2 separate regions of the Mus musculus genome follow, and region 2 is linked to region 1. The links are chromatin loops, found by intact Hi-C in ENCODE. Cell type or tissue: heart. All regions are shown on one strand. Each heading gives the region's core, and the rest is flanking DNA. Links, peaks and the distances in the headings are about the cores only. Region 1 has its middle 14 kb from the start of Gm51537. Region 2 holds the start of Klf2 (Kruppel-like factor 2 (lung)).

The links. A loop is a pair of places that touch in the nucleus more often than their neighbours do. Peaks named below come from ENCODE experiments on the same cell type or tissue, not always from the same donor. Only the 100,000 strongest peaks of a DNase experiment are listed, where the experiment ranks them.
Region 2: a loop joins it to region 1, with 3 times the contacts of the local background. A loop is called at or near these places in 10 of 42 quality-filtered maps.

The regions. Positions count from the first base shown.
Region 1 is chr8:72,263,379-72,272,275 of GRCm38, forward strand. No RefSeq gene overlaps it. Among named protein-coding and RNA genes, the nearest start is that of Gm51537, 14 kb to the right of the region's middle. In heart, for the core only: no CTCF peak of the experiment used is centred there; DNase peaks (open chromatin) are centred at 2,203, 5,163, 7,406, 7,873 and 4 weaker places; H3K27ac peaks cover 2,951 bases.
Region 2 is chr8:72,318,474-72,327,370 of GRCm38, forward strand. Klf2 (Kruppel-like factor 2 (lung)) reads left to right here and starts at 589. Exons shown (of 3, transcript NM_008452.2): 1 at 589-676; 2 at 953-1,769; 3 at 2,271-3,181. The coding sequence starts at 605. The coding sequence ends at 2,446. In heart, for the core only: no CTCF peak of the experiment used is centred there; DNase peaks (open chromatin) are centred at 1,848, 4,178, 4,878, 6,078 and 4 weaker places; H3K4me3 peaks cover 3,669 bases; H3K27ac peaks cover 1,877 bases; H3K27me3 peaks cover 561 bases.

The DNA of each region.
Region 1 (8,897 bases), core at 615-8,614:
ACAGAGTGAGTTCCAGGACAGCCAGGGCTACACAGAGAAACCATGTCTCAAACCCCTTGAGCCTCCCCAAGAGATTTTACTCTATTGTTTGTTTCCTTGTGTGCATATGAGAGCCCACAGAGGCCAGGAGATCATGTCAGATTCCTGAAGCTGGAGTTTTAGGCAGTTGTCAGCTGTCCTACATGGATATTGGGAAGCTGTCGGGTCCTCTGAGGGAGCAGTATGCACCCTTGACGGCTGTGTTGTCTCTGCAGTTGCTGCCAGTTGCTCTTGTGACTCGTGTCCTTGAACTTCAGTATCGGCATAGCAGTATCAGAAGCCTCAGCCGGTGATGTTTTCTACCTAAGTGCTTTCGTACACAGTCTGGCCTGCTCTCCTGCTAACCTCTGTGCAGTGACCCCTTCCCTGTTGGTCCTTACCACCTACTGTGCTACCTGAGCTCGTGGGCACAAAGCCATTTCAAGCATGCACTAGGGCAGAGGTGTAGTTAGTGTCCAGCAGAGATGTTGGAATTTTCCTGAGCTCAGGTTAATGGATGCTGCAGTTTTCTGAGCTGGTAAGCTTTTCTTCCGCAGCAGAGAGGGAGAACGTTCCAGTTGCTCTATACCCTTTCCAACACTCAGTGATATCTGGCTCTGATTGTAGCCCTACCAGTGGGACCAGCTCATACAGGTTACAAGCACTTTGCAGTCTCGGCTCTGTGCCCACTGCTGTACCTGAGAAGAGAAACTCAGTGGGAACTGGCCACAGCTGTCTCCTTGAACCATACCAACTCCCGAGGCTTAACAACCACCTTTACCTCTCTCTGGGCCCTAAAGTTTTAAATTTGTGTGTATGAATTATGCATGTTGAATTCCATTCTGGTGTTTTCATACATGCATGGGATGTATTTTGATCGTATTCTCCCCCCCCCCATGATCTCCTACCCCACTTCCACACCCACTGATCTCTTTTCTCTTCCCAACTAGTCCTCCTCCTGTTCCTCCTCCTGCTGCTTCTCCTTCTCCTGCTCTTTTTATTCTTCCTCCTCCTCCTCTTCTTGATCACTCCATGAGTTTCACGATGGCTGCTTACAGCAGCATGCAGGGTGTAGTATAGAGGTGCTCAAGGTAGCCAGTGGCTACACTACTGAAGAAACTCTCTCTCCCAAAAGACAAGAGAGGTGAGGGCGGGGGAGGGCATGGGGGACTTTTGGGGTAGCATTGGAAATGTAAATGAAGAAAATACCTAATTTCAAAAAATTTTTAAAAAAGAGGTGAGTAGTTATGAGCACTTGCTGTGTGAGCATGTGCACCCATGATCTTTGATCTGAATACCCGTGTAACAAAGCATGTGCACCCATGATCTTTGATCTGAATACCCATGTAGCAAAGCATGTACAAGCATGTGCACCCATGATCTTTGATCTGAATACCCATGTAGCAAAGCATGTGCAAGCATGTGCACCCATGATCTTTGATCTGAATACCCATGTAGCAAAGCATGTGCAAGCATGTGCACCCATGATCTTTGATCTGAATACCCATGTAGCAAAGCATGTGCACCCATGATCTTTGATCTGAATATCCATGTAACAAAGCATGTACAAGCATGTGCACCCATGATCTTTGATCTGAATACCTGTGTAGCAAAGCATGTGCACCCATGATCTTTGATCTGAATACCCATGTAACAAAGCATGTGCACCCATGATCTTTGATCTGAATACCTGTGTAACAAAGCATGTGCAAGCATGTGCACCCATGATCTTTGATCTGTATACCCATGTAACAAAGCATGTGCAAGCATGTGCACCCATGATCTTTGACCTGAATACCCGTGTAAAAAACTGGGAATCCCACAATATCTATCAAGGAAGGCAAGAGAGTCAGTGGGGCTTGCTGACTAACAGCATTCCTCAAAAACCAGTCTAGATTCAAGAAGTGGCTACCTCAAAAGGAGTAAGGCAAAGACAGTGATAGGGAATGATCTTTGATGTACTTCTGTGGCCTCTGTGTGCATGCAGTTGCACACATCTGAGCACTCTCACACAGAGACACTGAGTCCAACAGGCAACAGCTCTCAAGAAGTCCAAGAGAGCAGAGCAGGAGATACCACAGGTCCTAAGTGCTGCCTCTTCCTGCACAGGCTCCACCCTTTGGCTCCGCTTGCCCTCTTGTTTCCCACCCAAATAGCTTCCAAGAGAAACAGGCTGCACCTGGGATGGCTTCCCAGAAGGCCTGGCTGCAGCAGCCGAACCACGGGAAGAACTTGTGGGAGGTCACATGGTCATGCTCACAATCGCTCCACCACCTCCCCCCCCCCCCCCCCCCCCCCCGCTGCACAGGAGGGAGAGCTAGGCACGAGGATGCTGGAGCCTGTCGCACCTGACTGCCACCCTGACTCAACTTCTTGCCAGCATCCGAGCCTCCATACCCCTCCATACCCTGTCTGGGAAATGGGCTCAGAAGGGCCTGAACTGTGATGGGATTGAGGGATGCATGCAGGAAGTCAACCGAAATCTCCAGATGAAAGAACCCCAGCATTCCTCCATGGTTGTATAGAATTCTGCCCCGAGCCCATCCCTGTTACACACTGGAAAATCCATAGTGGGCTGGGCTGGCTCAGTGGCAAGGGAGCTTTCCATGGAAGCACGAGGACCTGAGTTCGGATCCCAGAATCCTTGTAAAAAGCTGGCCATGGCTGCGAGCCTGTGACCCAGAGCTGGGGCTTGCTGGATGCCAGTCTGGACTCTGACTCGAGAATAAGGTGGAGAGTGACAGAAGATCCATGACATCCACGTGCATGTGCACGTGCACGCACCACTCACACATAACACCATAATAAAGTAATTGTAAATAAGTCAATACATACGCATATAAATATGTGTGTGCATCTGGGGAGCAGAGTCAAACTACATAGCCTAGATTGGCCACAGACTTGAATGGATCTTGGACCTCAGTGTCATGGTGCTAGAAATACAGGTGCAAGTCACCACACACAACTTTAGGTTTTTGTTTTTGTAAGGGTCTCATGCAGTCAGGCTGCCCTCCAACCTGCCAAGTAGTAGAAGGTAACATGAATTCCTGATCTCCCTGCCTTATTTCCTCAGTGCTGAGGTGACAGGTGACTGCCACCACATCTAGTTTATGTGGTGCTAGGAATGAACCCAGGGTATCATGCATGTTAACTGAGCTACAAGCACCCTAACAAATGAGCTACAAGCACCCTAACAGCTAAGCTATAGCCTCAGCCCCTCAAACTATTTTAATTGATTTTTAAATCCACATGAAATACATTGGTGAAATTCAGAAGTAAGTGTAGTACAACTATCACTTCTACTAAGTTCCAGAACACTCTTTTTACCCAGAAAGAAAACTCATATCCAACAGCAGTCTTGGCCCACTCCCTCCCTCAGCCCCTGGCAGCCTGTGTCAGTCTGGATTGATTTGGGTACTGTATGGCAGTGGGATTCCATCCTGTGGGGCTTTCTATGCCTGGCTCTGCCACTCAGTGTCTCATCCCCAGGGTCTGTCCTTGTGGCAATGTGAGTCAGAGCTCTGTTCCTTTTCAAGGCTGAATAATATTCCACAGTGTAGATGAGTCCCATTGTGCTGGCCATGAACCTCCATTGATACACACCTGTTTAAACATTTCTCTGTGTGTGTGTGTGTGTGTGTGTGTGTGTGTGTGTGTGTGTGTGTACCATGTATGTAGGTCAGAAGACAGTTTGTAGGAGTCTCTCCTTCCTCCCTGTGGGTCCTTTGATGGCAAGTGCCTCATCTTGGCCCATACACGCAGATGCCCTGCAGGATTTTATGAGCTGTAGGGAGTGAGAAAATGAGATGCTCCTATTTCAAGTGAAGGCTGTCACTGTGTCACTCATGCATGTCTTTAATGTCTCAGTGAATTCATAGCAATGAACTTCCTTTCTGATCACCCACACATGCAAATGTGCACACGCGTGCGCGCGCGCTCGCACACACACACACACACACACACACACACAGGTAGTCATATGTTGAGTGTCATTTATGTATTTGTAATAAAAACACTTTTTAAGGGCCAGATGTGCTGAAACAGAACTTCAGTCCCAGCACCAGGGAGGCAGAGACACAGGCAAAGGCAGCTGAATCTTTATGAGTTCAAGGCCAGTCTGGACTACAAATTGAGAGCAAGGACAGCCAAGGCTACACAGAGAAATCCTATCTCAAAAAAAAAAAAGAAAGAAAGAAAGAAAAGAAAAGAAAAAGAAAGAAAAGGAAAAAACCCGAGTTTTTAAAATAAAAGAACAATATTCTGAGCCTGGTGATGTGGCGATGTGGTGTGTGCCCGCGCTGGGGAGGCTGAGGCAGGAGACTGACTTCAGGCCGCTTGGGCCACAGAACAAGGCCCTAGGTCAAAACCACAACCACAACAATAGCAAAGGAATTCTCCAAAAGTCTGTCTTGGTCAGTGAGGGCAGAGGGGAAAAATCAGATTTCCAGGGGGCGAGAGGGCTCTGTGGGTGCTTGATGCCAAGTCTTAGGACCAGGACCCACGTGGTAGAAGAAGAGAGATGACTCCCCTGCGTTGCCCTGTGACTTCTCCATGTACACCGTGGCATAAGGACATGCACTCACACAAATTTTAAAAGTTAAAAAAAAAAAAAAACTTTAAAGAATCAGACTTTCAGACTTAGAGCTCCATCTTATAACCTCCATTTCCTCCTCTGGGAAATGGGGACAGTAGAAGCTTGACTCTGAGCATTCCCACATGTGTTTCTTTAGCCTGGTCACCCCTTCCAAACGATCTTCCTGGTGAACTTCCGTGAAACTTCACCTGCAGTGACCCTCCTCCAGACACTTTTGTGTTTCAGGGCCGGGGACATCTGTGTGCCCCTGGACTTGGAGCCCCTTGATGGACACAGAGGGTTGGAGAGTGGTGAAAGCAGAGACATCCAGGGCTCAGCAGTATGGCACGGGACTCCGAATACAGTGTTCTTTCCCAAAATCTGTGTGCACGAAAGTGCCCAGCCACGGTCATCTGGGCCCTGCCCCCTCCCCATCCTCACAGCCCCTGCCAGGGCCAGGACAGCCTGTCCCCTGAGTGTCCCCCAGGTCATAGATAAGGCTGCCAGTGGCTATCGGCAGGAAACATCTTAGCAAGCAGGAAACCACGAAGTGAGCCAACTGCGCCCGCGCCGAGCTCAGCCTATCCTTGGCCTGATATTTTGGGAGCCGCTATTTAAGCCCGACTCGACTCCTGCCATGAGCTGGACTGTTCTTGTGAGGTTGGAGGGAGACTCCATTTCCACATCCCTCAGAAGCCTGCGGCCAGAGATATGAGGATCGGATCACAGAGGCCCTCTAGAGAGCCACAGCCTCTTCTCTAGCCGCTGGGCAGCCCGAGCATGTGGCGTCACCTCTCTGGGCCAGTTTTCCCCTTCACAGCTTGGATTCTGTCCTAAATGAAAAACCAAGTAGGAGGCCAGGTCATGCCTGAACCAGCCTGTGAGAGAGACCCATGTTCAAGTGAAAGCAAGGCCGGAGCTGGAGAACTGGCGGCTCAGCAGCTAGGAGCACCTGCTGCTCTTGCAGAGAGCCTAGGTTCAGTTCCCGACATCCACACGGCACCCTCACAATCATCTGTGACTCAGCTCCAGCAGAGCTGACCCCCTCTAAGCTGTGCAGGCAGAAGGTATATATGCAGTGCACATACATGCAAGCAAACACACACACACAATATAAAGTAAATAAAAATTGGGGTGTGCGCTGGATGGTTGTGGCAGGCAGATCTTTGTGAGTTCGAGACCAGCCTGGTTTACAGGGTGAGTTCCAGGAGAGCCAGGGCTACATAGTGAAACCCCATCTCAAAACAACAGCAACAGAATGGTATGGAGGGGTGGTATAGTGATCAAGAGCTAGCGCAGAGATGGGAGTGCAGTTCCCAGCACCCTGATCGAGAGGCTCTGAGGGCATCTGCACTTACTCATGTGCACAAACCCCCTTACAGATACATACACACAACTAAAACTTGGAAATTAATGAATAGAAGAGTAGCCAGGGCTTCCTACTGAGGCTCAGTTGGTAGAGCTCTCACCCAGCATTTGTAAAAGCCTGAATTCCACCGCCAGCATAAACACAGCATTCCAGGTGTGGAGACAGGAATTTAGAGCTCAACATGATCCTTAGGGACTGGAGAGATGGCTCAGTGGTTAAGAGCACTGGCTGCTCTTCCAGAGGTCCCGAGTTCAATTCTCAGCAACCACATGGTGGCTCACAACCATCTGTAATGGGATCTGATGCCCTCTTCTGGTGTGAGACAGGGTACTCATATATATTATATACTCATATATATATATACATATACATATATATATACATATACATATATCTCTGTGTAGCTCTGGCTGTCCTGGAACTCACTTTGTAGACCAGACTGGCCTCGAACTCAGAAATCCACCTGTTTCTGCCTCCCGAGTGCTGGGATTAAAGGCGTGCGCCACCACGCCCGGCTGGAAAATTTTTTTGAGAGCAGCTTTGGCTGCATAATGAAATCCAGGCCAGCTTGGGCTACAGAGAGGAAACCCTATCTCATAAAAGAAACACACCCCAAACAAAAGGGGGGCAACAAAATGGCTCATCGGAGGCACTTGCCACTGACAATCAGGGTTGGATACCCAGGGCCTGTGTCCTGCAAGCTGTCCACTGGCTTATACAAACACAGTACAATACAGCAAATACATGTGCTCTTTAAACGGGGTGGGGTGGGAGAGAGAGAGAGAGAGAGAGAGAGAGAGAGAGAGAGAGAGAGAGAGAGAGAGAGATCTAGGCATGGTGGTATACACCTTTAATCTCTGTGTGTTCAGAAGCAGAAGCAAGAGAAATTTTGTGAGTTCCAGGCCAGTCAGGGCTACACAATGAGACTGTTTTGTTTTGGCTTTTGGAATCAGGACTTCTCTGTATAGCACAGACTGTCCTAAGGGCTCCTTCTGTAGACCAGGCTGGTCAGATTCAGAGATTCCCCCAGTCTCTGACTCCCTCATGCTGGGATTAAAGGTGTGCATCACCACTGCCCTTTGGGAGGCCGGTTGTTTGGTTGGTTCCTCTAAGGCCTCCCAATACAAACTGGAGTGAAGTGACGGATTATAAAGATACTGCTGTAATTACTTTCATTTTCCAGACTTACAAATGGAGGCCCAGAGTAGGAAAGACACTAGCCTGGGGCCACACAGCAGCCCAGAGGCCCTGGCCACCACAGCCTAGTCTGTTATATGGCTGGCCAACTAGAAGCAGTTGTACCTTCCCTATGGCATCCAGGTGGAGCACATACCCAAACTACCAGGTCCCTTTGACAAGCGCTTTTCTCCTCAGGCTAGTAAAAGTGAAAAGTAGAAGTGAGACCAAGGCCCAATCTCTCCAGTCCGCGTGGCCCCTGCTCAGAGCCAGGCAGAGGCAAGCGAAGGACGCCAAGCGTGGCTATGTAAAGCGGCCACTGGCACCTGCCGGGACGGGTGGTGAAGCAGGCACTGTGGCCCCCGCCTGGGCAGCTGCAGCCACCCAAAGGGAACGGCTGTGCCAGATATAACTCGGCCAGACCCCACCCAGAGGGCAGCTCCCAGCCCCTGTGCCTGAAAAGTCACTCTGGGCCAAAGACTCTTGGTGGGTTACTAGCCTGTGCCAGGCCTCAGTGTGGCCACGTGTCCCTCAATATCTGTAAGTACTGGTGAGGAATAGAAGTCAAAGACCTGCAGGTCCGAGCTCCCTCCTCAGGGCTGGCTTCCATGTCGGGAGGCTCCTTACCTCCCAGGGGCCCAGGTACACAACTTTGAAAATTGGGCTGGTGAAAGTTGCAGCCACTACAGGAGACTTGGACCTGGGCAGCCCTCTGGTTAAATGTGCTAATGCCTTCAGGGCCTTCCCCCCACCCCGGGCAGTACTTAGAGAGACCCTGCCTCAGTACACCCCACGTGCCTGGCTGCCCTTCCAGTCCCCATCTACAACTCCAGCCTTATCAGACATCTACAGATTACCTCCGGGTCTCAGCTTCCAATTGCCGCCCCACCCTGCCCCTCCTCACCCCTCCTCGCCTCTCCCCCTCCCTTCCCGTTCTCAGCCCTCCTCCCCTCTTTTTTAATTTAGCTAGCAACTAATTAGTGTAACAATGTATTTTAGTTATCTGTGTGCCCGTGTATGCAGGTGGCTATGAAGGCCTGTGGACCTGGAACTGGACTAAGGGTTGTGACTGGGCCACGTGAGTTCCAGGGTCCCAGCTCAGGTTCTCTGCAGGCACAGGCAGTGAGCTTATCTACCGATGCATCTCTCTAGACCTTTGTTTAATTTTGTTTGATTTTAAAATTATGTTTATTTCTTAGTTGTCAATGGACGTGTTTGGGGGTTAGAGGACTACTTGTAGGAAGGAATTGGTTCTCTCCTACCATCTGGGTTCTAAGGGTTGAACAAATCATTGAGCTTGGCAGCAAGATCTTTTACCAAACTGACCAGCCCTGACCTTGACTCCAGATCATCTTTCCTCCCTCCCTATGCTGAGATCAGACATGTGTGCCACACCCAGCTGATGTGCACTGGGGTGGGACCTGGGCCTGGTTCGTGTATTCAGAGCTACAGCCACATACACATCATACCTTCGTGAGTCAGGGATGCCCAAAGCTCTGTAGCTCAGATTGATGGATCTTGTAATCTTCCTGCCTCACCTTCCCAAAGGCTGGTCACAGCAGGCAGTATCTTTTCCCTGTCAATTTTTAAAAGGGGTGGGGGTTGGGAGGTGGGATGGAGCAGACAAATGGCAGCAGGAGTCTGAGAAAGACCACTATCGAGTATATAGAGACCAAGCCGGCCTGGAACTCACAGAGAGCCACCCGCCTGTCTGCCAGGATGGGGATGGAAGGTGTGCACCATCATACCAGGATAAAGAGG
Region 2 (8,897 bases), core at 627-8,626, 55 kb after region 1:
TGTGTCTATCTCTCTCCCTCTGTGTGTGTGTGTGTGTGTGTGTGTGTGTGTGTGTGTATTAAGGGGGCTACGATGCTCCAGGCTGGCCTCAACTCCCTTCTAGGCAGGCCCCAAACTTCATCCTTCTTGTCTTAGCTTCCAAGGTAGCTTAAACAAAGATTTCACAGAGCGTTCCCTGGGTGAGCACTGTGACCCCAGACTCCCCATGCATCGGTCCAGGTTTCCAGGGGCTTGAGGCTGGGGAGATACCGGGAAAGCCTCGTCACCCGTGTTCCCCGCGGAGTCCCAGGTGCCACCCCCTCCCCCGCCCCCCGCGCGCGCTAACTATGCTGTTGTGCCTGGTTTGTTGACGCCGTCGCCATAGGGACGGTCGGGGGCGGGGCCCGGCCGCGGGGGCGGGGCTTGAGGAGCGCAGTCCGGGCTCCCGCAGTAGCCGCCACAGCCACCACCGCCAGGCTTATATACCGCGGCTAAATTTAGGCTGAGCCCGGAGCTCGTCCCCATCCGGGACGCGTTTCCGTCGACGCCTCCTAGCCCGGCCCTCTGTGCCTGCCGCGCCTATAAGGCCTGGGTGGGCCGGGCCACAGCACACACAGTCCCTGCCATGGCGCTCAGCGAGCCTATCTTGCCGTCCTTTGCCACTTTCGCCAGCCCGTGCGAGCGCGGCCTCCAGGAGGTGAGGGCAGCGAGGGTCCGCGGGCGGCGGGGTAGCAAGGTACCAGGCTACAGGGTGCAGGAGCCAGTACTGGAGATGACAAGGTCCAGGGTGCTGACCGCCTCAGGGAGTTAGACTTCAGGCTGTGGGACAGGAGGTGGGTGCAGGGACTGAGGACACGCGCGCTGAAGGGATGCCGTGCACCGGGTGCAGATCTTGAGGGCCTAGTTGTTAGACTTTGGGGTGCAGGGTAGCAGGAGGCACCCCCACTCACGTCCCGCGCCCTGTCTCCTGCAGCGCTGGCCGCGAAATGAACCCGAGGCGGGCGGCACGGATGAGGACCTAAACAACGTGTTGGACTTCATCCTCTCCATGGGATTGGACGGTCTGGGCGCCGAAAATCCTCCCGAGCCCCCGCCGCAGCCCCCGCCGCCTGCCTTCTACTACCCGGAGCCGGGTGCTCCGCCGCCCTACAGCATCCCCGCGGCCAGCCTGGGAACAGAGCTGCTGCGCCCCGACCTGGACCCGCCTCAGGGGCCGGCTCTGCACGGCCGCTTCCTCCTCGCGCCTCCCGGGCGGCTAGTGAAGGCCGAGCCCCCCGAGGTGGACGGCGGCGGCTACGGCTGCGCTCCGGGCCTGGCCCACGGACCGCGCGGGCTGAAGCTCGAGGGCGCCCCAGGAGCGACAGGTGCATGCATGCGGGGTCCCGCCGGCCGCCCCCCGCCGCCCCCGGACACGCCGCCGCTCAGCCCCGACGGCCCCCTGCGCATCCCGGCGTCCGGTCCCCGCAACCCGTTCCCGCCGCCCTTCGGTCCCGGCCCCAGCTTCGGCGGTCCCGGCCCCGCGTTGCACTACGGGCCTCCCGCGCCTGGCGCCTTCGGTCTTTTCGAGGACGCGGCGGCAGCGGCGGCGGCGCTGGGCTTGGCTCCACCTGCCACGCGCGGTCTCCTCACGCCGCCCTCGTCCCCGCTGGAGCTGCTGGAGGCCAAGCCCAAACGCGGCCGCCGCTCCTGGCCCCGCAAGCGCGCCGCCACACATACTTGCAGCTACACCAACTGCGGCAAGACCTACACCAAGAGCTCGCACCTAAAGGCGCATCTGCGTACACACACAGGTGGGCGCCTGGCCTCATTCCCGGGATCTGCGGCAGGGGGATGGCCGCGAGTTCAGGAACAGGCTAGGTTACAGAGGAAGACCCTGTCCATCCTCCAGAAGGGAAATGGATACTGTCCCCAGAGTCTATGACACTGCCAAGGGGGTGTGGCAGTTTAATGGGTTGGCTCCGAGGGACTCAGGTCTCAAGAATTCGGGACATAATTAAGAAGCTGTGGAGGGCTGGGCTGGGGCTTAGCACTGCATATAAAGTTTGGCATGGTGGCCTGAGCCTGTCATCTCAGTACTGAGCAGAAGAATCAGGAATTCAGACCTAATCTCAGAATGTTAGGGGAGGAATGCACCTGAGCCTGCTAGTGGTCAGCTTCAGGAGCCCAAGGTTCTCTGTTTAGATTAGATGTGGGATGGAGATGAGAGGGAGAGGGCAGTGCTATCCGGTGCAGGGTGCCCAGAGCAGGCTTTCGGGGAAATTGAGGCTCAATGTCATTCCTCTCTGATGCAGGTGAGAAGCCTTATCATTGCAACTGGGAAGGATGCGGCTGGAAGTTCGCGCGCTCTGACGAGCTTACCCGCCACTACCGAAAGCACACAGGTCACAGACCCTTTCAGTGCCACTTGTGCGACCGGGCCTTCTCCAGGTCCGACCACCTGGCCTTGCACATGAAGCGACACATGTAGCCTGGGTCGACTCGGCTAGCCCATGCGCGACTGTGGCAGGTTCCACGCGCGGGGCACGGTCCCCTTGCAAACAGACTGCTATTTATTGGACCTTAGGACAGAGCCGGACAAGTGTGGCCACAGGAAAATGACTCTGCCACCAGTTCTGGCCCCCACAGTGACTGAAGGCCCCAGGAAAGAAGACAGGAGTCTGTGAAGAATGTTTTCAAAATGGTGCAATAATTGACTTATTTCCCTCGGGTCCCCACTAGAGGATCGAGGCTAGATGCCTTGTGAGAAATGCCTTTGAGTTTACTGTCCCCAACGTTTTTATAATATTGTATATAAGACTATGACCGATTGTATTTCTATAAGGGAGACGATGGCATCTCTGCCGCCTGCTTCGTTTTTATACGACTTTTTTTTAATTAAAGTTTTGGATCTTTGGAGGAATCACGGTAGTGGTGTGGCTGGGGATAGGGTAGGTCCTGAGGGGACAGGGAGCAGTCAGTGCCTGTGGCCAAGGTCACCAGCTGCAGCCCCCAGCTGCCAAGGCCTGTGGGTTCGCTATAAATGTAAACATGGTGTTTTAGGATTGAGCACAGGTTATTTTTAAGTCTGCTACTTTGAGCCATAATTTGCCCCACCCCCACCCCCTGTATCCCAAGTGGGAAAAGCCTTGGCTCCACTGATGTGGCTGACCATTCCTTTTTTTAGAAAGAAAAATAGAAAAGAAAATTAAAAACCTTTTCCTGGTACCATCTTGGGGTTTAGCCAAACTTATGGAGCGTGCAGGTGTTTTGGCGAGCGCACGTGTGTGTGTGTGTGTGTGTGTGTGTGTGTGTGCGCGCGCGCGCACGCTCTCGAGCGTGTGTGTGTGTGTGTGGGTAAATGTATGGGTGGGTGTGTGTTTCCAGCAGGGTTTCTCTGTAGCCCTGACTGTTCTGGAACTCAGGCTGGCCTAGAACTCACAGATCCAGCTACCTCTGCCTCCTGAGTGCTGGAACTAAAGGCAGGCCCTCCCCTCTGCTCATTTCTTTTTTTTAAATACGCATACTAAGCTAGCACAAACCAGATCGCTTTGCGGCTGCCTCTCAGATATTGGTATTGGTCTTTTTATAGGGGTAAAACCCATGGTATAAGCTTTTTGCCTTTCATTTTCAGGGGCTTTCCCTCCTTTTTGTACTGCATTTATTCTGTGTTTTGAAGAGTTGCGTAGGTAGCCGTGTAATGTGGACACCAGAGGACAACTTCGAGAGTTGCTCTGCTCTGTAGCTCCTGGGATTCAGCTCTGGCCTTTCATCAGCATGGCTGCTGGGATCCTTACCCAGTTGAGCTGCCTCTTGGTCTCACCACAGAGAATGGTCACATGTGAGCATGGCGACTTGTGGCACCTGACTTTGCTTTTCGTTATTTTGGATAGGCTGGGGTGACATGTCCCTCATGCCTGGGGCACAGTGGTGGTGGTGGTGGTGGTGGTGGTGGTTTTGTAGTCACCCATCTGGGTTGTGTGGAGAACTGCAATGCCTGTGGGCATCCAGCCTACCCTAGTCTCCCTTTCATTAGTAGGTGCTTCTACCCTGGGCCCCAGTAACTATGGCTACTGACAATTGCCCAAGTTACTTCCAGAAAGTGAAAACCCTTAGGTAGAGCCCAGTTTTAAAGCACTCTCACCCCAGTTGCGACAGCAGCAGGGATTTCCTCCATCTCTCCATCCTCCCCCTCCCACGGCGACCTTGGAAACAGCTGACAACTCTTTGGTAATCTGTGAAAAGCAGAAATGATGATAATGTGATTCATATTTTGAAAGTAAATACTGAGGCTCACTTCCGCTGCAGAGGGAGGGTGGGTGAGCTCTTTGCCCTTTGCGGACCACTTCTGCAAAACTCCAGAGTCTCAAGGTGGCCTCTCAGCCAGACCAGGAGCGGGAGCAGAGTTCCTTGCTGGAGCTTGTCCTGGGGAAAAGAAAGCTCTCAAAGAGAGTTCGTGTTTGTTTCTGTTTGGTAGTGCCAGAATCGTGGCCCGGACTGCACCACCGTGCTGCTATGATTTAATCATCTGGGTTTTGTTGATTTGGCTTGCTTTGCTGGGGCAGAGCTTGATCTGCCTCTGAGCCACACCCTCAGCATGTAACTAACTACCTGCAGCCTTCCCAGGAAAGCTGCCTCAAACTAGAGCCACGAACCATTTTCCTTTTTTGCTTTCAGGTAGCCCAGGTTGGTTTCAAATGTACTACATTGCTGTCCCCAGCCCAGGGTAGAGTCAGTACTTTTTCTTGGAGAACACTTCTAGCTCTCCTCTGGAGGGCTCTGAGGCCAGTAAGAGGTCAATTGGGAAGCCACGAGGCACGGGACAGCTTGCTTCCAACGGAGAGGTACCTCCAGCATGCTGCTTGGGCAGCAGTGTACCCCACAGGCTAACCCAGAGCATGTGGCCTGGGTTCTCGGAACTCAGACAAGGGTCAGCTTGTGTGTACTCTGGACTCCAAGGGAGACCCATTGAAGACATTTTCGATTGTCACCCTTAAGGTTCCAGCTAGATGCACTGGGCAGCCCCTGCCTTCCTTGGAGACACTTTCAGACCCTGCCATGATGAGTCAGGCTGAGGCAGAGCACCCTGCTCTGGATGCTAAAAAAAGGAGGAGCACATCATGCAGAGAGGTGTGAAGAAAGCTTCAATGACTATTCTTGGGAACTCGGGCAAGAGATAGGACATTGAACCATTTTCTTCCCTCTGGAAAAGTTAACCACAGCCTTGTTTGAGTCTGTTTTTTGTTTTATTTGTTTATTTGTTTGAGACAGGGTCTTTCTATGTAGCCCTGACTGGCTTGGAAGTCACTACAGCAATCTGGACAAGACAGATAGAGCCACCTGCCATTGCCCCCAGAGAACTGTGACTAAAGGCATGTGCACCAGGCCAGGGCCTTAGAGGAAATGGGAACTATCAAGGATTAGAGAGATGGCTCAGTGGATAAAGGTTGCTGCCAAGGCTATCCCACCTGAGTTCCATTCCTGGAACCCACACAGTAGGAAGAGAAAACAGGGTTCTACAGATATCCTCTGACCTCCACCCCTATGTCCACACAAAATAAATATGTTAAATGTAATAAGCATAACATATTAACTTTAAAAAAAAAAACCTTCACATTCTATAACTCACCCAACCCAACCTTTCTTATTTTGTCAATGGGGTGGGGTAGGCCCTGGTTCCTGGCTGAATTGCTTTCACAAAGTTGTAGTTACCGGTGTAGCCTTTCTTCTCTCCAGAATGATAAGCAGTTTTTATGTTTTTTCCCCTCTGTCTTACCCCCCCATCCTTCGTAATATTTCATTTAGATATTCTAGAGAGTGCTTATGCAAATAGATGCTGAGGTTACGTTTGGTCTCTTGTGTTCTTTCTAGTATTCTCTAGTACAGCCTCACGGCGTTTCTAATGTGTCAGCTATCCTACAGCACCTGTGTGCAAGTGCATGCACAGGCCTGAGGTCAATGTCCGAATCCTCTCTCCCCACCGTAGACAATGAGACAAGGATCTCTAAATCAGCCCCCAGTCTCACCTTGTCTGGCTAGCCAGCTTGCCCTGGGGATCCCGTCTCTGCCATCCCTTCCGTGGCTAGAATTGAAGGCGGTTACCACCCCCATGCTGCATTTACAAGGGTGCTGGGCATCAAACTTGGCTTGCTTCACCTCTGAGCCATCTCCTCTCAGCCCCCACTATACCACTTTATAGTAAACATTTGAGAGCCCACAGGATGCAGTATGGACAGGGGGGCCCTGCAAACTGACCCCCCATGAGTGTCTAGGGCTGGACTTCAGATGGTCCCGAGGGCAGGATCACACAGGAGAGAAGGGATGAACACTTTACTAGGCTTCTGCCTCCAGATGGGTGCAGGCATGGAGATGAAAGAAGACCCCACTGCATTTCCTGAATTTATGGGGCCCTGAGGGGTGTTGTCAGTAGGGAGAGTCCCTGGCTCAGCCCAGAAAAACTGTGGAGTAACCCCTACAGCTCAAGCTGGCTGGCTGGCCCAAAGGCACGGGCAGTGTTTGGTACCCTGGGCCTACCTGTGCCAGTGACTCTCCATCACAGTTTGACTGACAAGGGACTCTAGGTCATCTCTGGGACCTGAGTGTTGAGCAAAGCCAGTCCCCTCCCCCAGTCTCTCCCCACTAGTCTTTCATCCCAGCCACCTATCAGGTCCCCAACTCCAGTTCCCAGTCCCCTACAAGCTATCCCCTCCCCCCCCCCCCCCCAGCTACCAGAAGGAGACGTCTCCTATCCCTTATGGGTCAGATGAGATTCTCAGGGCCAGAACAAAACGGTTAGGAGTGGGCCTGCACAGATGAATGACCAGTGTGGTGACTGAAGCAGGAGGATTCCTTCAAGTTCAAGGTGAGCCTGGGTTATAGAACCTGTCTCAGAACAACCAGGAGAGCCAGTTATAACGATGCTCACCTTTCCTTCCAACACTTAGGAGACAGGGGCAGAGAATCACTTCAGGGGCACCCTCAGCTACACAGAGGTCAAGGCCAGCTGCCTCTCCTTCCCCCTTTCCCTTCCTTCCTTTCTTTAGACAAGGTGGCTCAGACTCAGCTATCCTCCTTCCTCAGTCTCCCATGTACTGAGGAGACCAGCTTCCCTTTCTCTCCCCATCCACTCACCCACTCAGAACTTACTCCTGAGGCCTCAGCCTCATGTCCCCAGCAGCCATCCCTGGAAGTCAGGAGTGATGTGGAGGAGCCTGTGCAGAGTGCCACCTTGTGACACCTACCTGTGGCCCCTCCAGAATCCTCCTGGCACAGGCATGCTGGACTTCCTCAATGGATCCACTTCCTGTCCTCTCAGCAAGCCTAGGAGAACATAAGACCACTCTCACCGTGCAGTCCTGGCTGTCTTGAAACTCACACTGTCCACTGGCTGGCCTCCAACTCCAGAGATCCACATGTCTCTGCCTCTTCAGTGTTGGGTTCAAATGTGTGTGTGTGTGTGTGTGTGTGTGTGTGTGTACATACACACACATTTGCCCATAGATCCAGAGAGAGCATTGGTTTCCCTGGACCTGAAGTCACAGATGGTTGTGAACTGCTATGTGTGTACTGAAAACTAAACTGTAAGAGCCAGTTCATCTCTCTAGCTCCAGTTAGTTTTTGAGACATATCACAATGCAACCCAGACTAGCTTTAAACTTGTCATCCTCCTGCCTCAGCTTCCTAAATGTGAGGGTGGCAGGCACTATGCCTGGTCTCCCTATATTTTATTTTATGAACTTATTTTTGCCTTTCTCTCCCCACTCCTCTCTGTAGGTTTGGCTGCAAGCTCCTCTTCCCACAGAGCCATCTTGCTGACCCTTTCTGATATTGGGTTCAGAGTACGGCCACGGGCAACTGGTGTGAATGTGGGTGGAAAACCCAGAACTCTGGCTTGGCTCTCAGTCAAGCCCTCTCTGCACATCCCTTCCCATACTTAGAAACACTCAGCTGCTCAGATACCACCACAGCCCATGTCCGTACTTCCTGGGAGCCCCACCACTACCTGTGTGCTCTTTCTAGACTCTGAACATCCAGCAGATATGCATTTTCTAGGAAATTTTCTACCAGGACAGGACAGAAAAGAGGCTTTTACCCTAGGTCCCTGGGGCACTTAGGCCTCAGAGCATTCCCTGAAAAGCAAAACAGTGCAGTGAAGGTGTGACTCAGATCTCAGCCCAGACCTAGGCTCAAGGAGACACCTGGCAGCTCAAGTCCTGGACTTAGCCATCTAAATAGCCCGAAGCTAGGAATGGCCAGAGGGCTCTCTATCCAGGAATGCAGACACCTACACCTACACATGCTATCAGCCAGAACCACTTCTTTGCGATTCACTGGGAGACTGGGCCTCAATGGCGCCCCTTGCAGGTGTGTGAACTTTCCAGCCCCTGAGATGCCACCACTGTCTCCAACCTGGGCCCTTTGTCTGATGCAGTCGTGGCTTTTTTTTTTTTTAGATTTATTTCTTTTTACGCATATGAGTATACTGTAGCATTGTACAGATGGTTGTGAGCCACTATGTGGTTGCTGGAATTTGAACTCAGGACCTTTGGAAGAGCAGACAGTGCTCCTAACCACTGAGCTATCTTTCCAGCCCCCAGTCATGGTTCTTGACCTCTCACCCCAGGACCTTTCTGGTTGTACCTGCTCTTCATGCCAGTCTGTCGACATATTTACTGAGTGTGGACTACACAGTGTGTCCTACAGTCTCTATCTTTGAGGGGTCTCCCTGTCCATGGAGCAGTGATCTGTGTTTCCTGGGGTAGGGTTTTAGGGTGTCAGGGGAGATGTCTGTCTGTGGAACTTCAGGGAGGGAGGTCAGTCCAGCAGGAATATATTCTAAGGGAGGGGCTGCAGAAGTAGATGGCACTAGGGAGCACTGGAGGGGAGACATGATCAGGGGAGGCAACCATCAGCTTGGTGTCAACAACACGGTTCTTCTGGGA